Regions from separate parts of the Homo sapiens genome. Here region 2 is linked to region 1. A link is an interaction called in ENCODE POLR2A ChIA-PET data of the cell type or tissue named here. Cell type or tissue: MCF 10A. All regions are shown on one strand.

Region 1 (2,500 bases):
AACATGGATGAATCTTGAATCTAGAGGGCATTATGCTAAGTGAAATAAGCCAGGTACAGATCTCCCTAAAATATGGAATCTAAAAAAGTCAAACTCATAGAAGTAGAGAGCAGAACAGTAATTGCCAGAGTTTGGTGGGATAGAGCAGAGAAAGGGGAGATGTTAGTCAAAGGGTAAAAAATTCAGTTTGACAGGAGACCTAAGTTCTAGTGATCTGTTGCACAGCATGCTGACTAGTAAACAGTAATGTATATTTCAAATTTGCTAAAATAGTAGATTTTAAGTATTCTCACCACAAAGAAATAATAAGTATGTGTGGTGACAGATATGTTAATTAGCTTGATTTAATCATGCCACAATGTGTACATGGAACATCACAGCATGCCCCATAAATATAGATAATTATTGTCAATTAAAAACAAAAATGTTTTAAAATAGAAGCTATCACTTGACAAGTTTTGGAATAATATCAAAGAAGAATATCTACATTTAATAGCTGAAGAAGCAATTAAAATACTCCCTTTTTCCATTAATGTCTGAGGCCAGATTTTGTTCATATACTTCAACCAAAACAACATATTTCAACAACTAAACAAAAAAGTATAAGAATCAAGCATCAAGCTAGACAGTAAAGAGATGTGCAGAAAAGTAAAACAATGGCACACTTCTTGCTAATTTTTTACATTGGAAAAGAGTTATTTTTCATAAAAAATGTTACATTAACTTGTAATGAAGGGGTTTTGCTATTTTTAAATCAATAAAGGCTTTTAAAAGTTCCTGTTTTAGTTCCCAGTACAGTAAATATTGATAGGTTTAACCCATATAAACAAAAGCTTTTTGAGTCCTCAACAATTTTTAGGAGTATAAAAGGGTTCTGAAGCCAAAAAATTTGTGAACCTCTGGCCTAAAGCAAACACATAATAGCTGCCTTCTCACACACACAAAAAGCAGAAAGAAGCCAAAGTGAATTTCTTTGGGCTTTATTGTGTAATTCGCTTAAGGCCCATGGGCCTTACTAATTTACATGTCTGATTTACTCAGAATCCTTCTTCCTCCTCCTCGCTGGCAAGAAACCACAGACAAATTCCATTGCTATTTCACAACACACACTTCAGCAAACTGCAATGCAGTGGTATGGACATGGAGCTCATCCAGCCTGGCAAACGGGGATAAGGAGCTCAACTCCAGGGTTTTCCCTCTCAGGGCCCTTTTCAAACACTAAATCCACAAAACTCAGCATTAGTTTGCTCAAAGCAAATAGTTAATTTCAGTAGTAATCAAAAAGACAAAATCACACAGCTAGAGTACCGCTTCAGCCCCCAGATTGACCCTCCACCATCCCCTTTTTCCCAAGCAAGTAGATGTCTAAACCATGAAAAATCAACAAATCAATCCACAACAAATATTTACATTGTCGACATAAAAAGGAGCGGAGAGTATATAGTCATAAAAAGAAAACTAACGATATAGGTAATAAAATTAAAATGCCTTAGTAAACCATGCTATAAGTATGAAGAAAGGAGAAAAAAACTCTGTGCCTAAGTGATCAAAGGAATAAACAAATGAGAAAGAAAACAGACTATTAAAAGCAGGCAAAAGGATAGCAGAGCTGAAAAGTTAGTAAAGGACAAGACACTCTGACATCAGTGATTAGACCTTTTGGCTAAAATTCAGTTCCAGCAGGGGGAAAATGAAAGATAAGCCTGGAATGATAGATTGCACCCTGATTATGGAAGGTCCTGAAAGTCAAGCTAAGGAGTCTGGATTCTATCCTGCATGTAATGAGGAGCCTCAGAAAGCTTTTGAGAAGGACAGGAGCACAGTGGAAGGATGTTTGTTATTTGTTGTTCTGATTTTTAAACACCAATCTACTTATAATATGGTTACGGTGAAAGAAACCAAAAGCCAGATAAGGAGACTACTGCAAAAGCCCAGGCAGACAGGAGCTGGACCTGAACAAGGAGACAGCAATGGAAATGAAAAGGAATCAAGAGTTACAGGTAGGCAGGTGGATCTGAAATCTCACATAGTACCAAGACACGTGACTAGGAAAGGTGGGGCCATATAAGAAATAAGGAAGTCAATGTCATTAACACATCTACTGAGGGCCCACTAAGCTAGTTGCTGTGCTGGACAGAAAATGCAATATGAGTTGGAGGTAAAGATATTTTATTTTAAACATGCTGGGGGAAGAGGTAGATATGGTGGCACTCAGCACCCTTCCAATCTCCTCTTATTGTGCCTTCCTATGGTGCAGAGGATGAAAAGGTAAACACTATTATTTCTCAGACCCTTTTGCAGCTAGGAGTTCTGGATGAGAAATAAGCTTCACCAATTTAATGGCGGCATGTGAGAATCAGAAGTCAAAAATAAAATGGAGGCCATCACCTTGCTGTTTCAACTTTTTCTGCAGGCAACATAGTCATGAGGCAATAACATTCCAGAATCTGGCCATTCACTTTGTAGTTCTCAAATGCCAGTTGTAATGGTGGTACCTTCC
Region 2 (2,500 bases), 87 kb before region 1:
CCATGGCTGAAAACATTTTCAGAATTTGATAGCCAATGAAAGGGGGAGGGGAAGGTTCCTGGCAAGATGCCAGTATAGACACAGGCCCCGTCCCATTCCTAGATTCTCAATGAGACAATCAATGGAACATAAAAATGGATCAAAACCTCTTTTGGCACTATATATTAGAGAAAGGTGCTCAATATGCCAGAAGTGCAAATGATTGCGCTGAATATAGTATAGGTGGAATTAGATTAAAGAAGGGCAAAGAAGGCTGACAGGTGATTGTCTCTCCAAAAGAGCAGCGAGCCTGATAAATATACCAATCAAATCCTGAGCAAAATGCTCACCTCTTAACTCAGAAAGCAAAGAGCAGGAGGGCAAGAGAAGCTTACAGGGCACTCAGAGAGCAAGGCTCTTGCCTCTGTAGCGAGCATTCTATGCACACAACCTGTGATACTCACTGTAGCCAGAATTCTGTGCACATAACCTGTGATACTCACAGACCCCTGGATGTGCTGCTGTTATAAGCCATGACTCTGAGTACCAGGCATTGCAGAAACAAGGAACTGGAGCAATCAGCAATGATAGGAGTGGGCCAAAACCTACCATGGTTTGCTCATACTGCAAGCATCCACATAAAGACAAAAACAAGTTCTTAAGCACACTCCAATTTATAAAATCTCTACATGACTGTGTAAGGACACATCTTCTTCCACCTTCAAGTAAAGGATTTGGCCAGGAATCCATACTAATCTCTCACAGAACCAATCTCAGCTACTTGCCTATCAGCCAGTACTAGTCTACTTTCTATGAGGATAAAGAGGCAAGGAGTAATTGCCAGAACTATGCAAAATTACTACAGTTCAAAGGAATGGAGGCACTTTGATCAAAACTGTCTTTTCTGAAAAAAGTTTACTCGAACTGACATGATAAAATTTTAGAAAATTCTCAGTTTTTCAAGAAGACACTTGATTCAAGAAGGCACTGCATCTGTGAAAATACGGTAAGCAGACATGAAGCTGAAACAGTATGAGATCAGAAAAAACCACTGGCAACTGACTTTTTTAATAGCATTTCTTCATTTAACACGGCAATAGATGGAGTGAACAGCAGAAAACATGCTGCAGAAAAACCAAATTACTGAGCTGGATGAGTGAACTCAAGAGATTCTCCTATAACTCAGGGAAAATACAAGAAATGAGTGATGGAAAACCTTAGACATGAGGAACAGATCCTGGAGATCCAAATGTACTTAACAGGAATCACAGAATGGAAGTAAAATACAGGCTGGGCATGGTGGCTCACACCGGTAATCCCAGCACTTTGGGAGTCCAAGGCAGATGGATTACTTAAGGCCAGTCAGGAGTTCAAGATCAGCCCTGCCAACATGGTGAAACACTGTCTCTACTAAAAATACAAAAAAAAAATTAGCTGGGTGTGGTGGCAGGCGCCTGTAATCCCAACTACTCGGGAGGCAGAGGCAGGAGAATTGCTTGAACCTGGGAGGCAGAGGTTGCAGTGAGCCGAGATCACACCAATGTACTCCAGCCTGGGCGACAGAGAGACTCCATCTTGAAAAAAAAAAAAAAAAGTAAGATACAGAAAGATATAAGAATAATCAAAGAAACACTAGAAGAATGTTTTCCAAGGTTGTGAAAAGACCAGAGTCTGCACTATAAAATGGTTGAGCAAGGACATAAACATATTCTGTTAAAAAATTAAATATAAAATACTACAAATGTCCAAACAGAAAATACAGCTTACCAAAATGAAACCATAATGTAGATCACCTCAGACATCTCCCAACATCAAATATCAGAGGTCACAGAACGATATCCATAGAGTTGTTGGTGGTGGTTTTTTTGTTTGTTTGTTTGTTTTTTGAGATGAAGTCTCACTAATCGCCCAGGCTGGAGTGCAGTGGCACAATCTCAGCTCACTGCAACCTCTGCCTGCTGGGTTCAAGTGATTCTCCTGCCTCAGCCTCCTGAGTAGCTGGGATTACAGGCATGTGCCATCACACCTGGCTAATTGTTGTATTTTCAGTAGATGATGTTTTGCTGTGTTGGCCAGGCTGGTCTTGAAATCCTGACCTCCTGATCTGCCCACCTCGACCTCCCAAAGTGCTGGGATTACACGGATGAGCCACTGCACCCAGCCTCTACAGAGTTTTAAGGGGGAAGTTTGATACTTAAGAATCCTATAGCCAATCAAGCAGATATTCACAAGTGAAAGGATAGGAAGTCACTCTTCTATAATGCAAAGACTCAAAGAATATGCCACGACCACTCCCCTGCCATTAGTCTTCATAAATATTATTAGAAACTACATTTTGGCTGACCAAGAGAACAATCAAGAATTTTTTTTAAATCACAGTACAAAAAGGCTAGCAGTAAGCATAAACGCAGTTAAATAATTTCAAATATTGTTATTTAATTTAATGCAACTATTGCGATTAAGACTTAAATGGAAAGATGTTTCACCTAAAATAAATATTAAAAATCTAAATACAAAATTG

Evidence for each region. Peaks named below come from ENCODE experiments on the same cell type or tissue, not always from the same donor. Only the 100,000 strongest peaks of a DNase experiment are listed, where the experiment ranks them.
Region 2: POLR2A ChIA-PET joins it to region 1 with 10 read pairs; 5 of 35 experiments call an interaction of 5 or more read pairs at or near these places.

Annotation. Positions count from the first base shown.
Region 1 is chr16:53,774,861-53,777,360 of GRCh38, reverse strand. All of the region lies in intron 1 of FTO (FTO alpha-ketoglutarate dependent dioxygenase), which reads right to left. Among named protein-coding and RNA genes, the nearest start is that of FTO, 72 kb to the right of the region's middle. In MCF 10A, no CTCF peak of the experiment used is centred here; a DNase peak (open chromatin) is centred at 1,080.
Region 2 is chr16:53,861,612-53,864,111 of GRCh38, reverse strand. The region is part of intron 4 of FTO (FTO alpha-ketoglutarate dependent dioxygenase); the gene reads right to left. Among named protein-coding and RNA genes, the nearest start is that of FTO, 160 kb to the right of the region's middle. In MCF 10A, no CTCF peak of the experiment used is centred here; no DNase peak of the experiment used is centred here.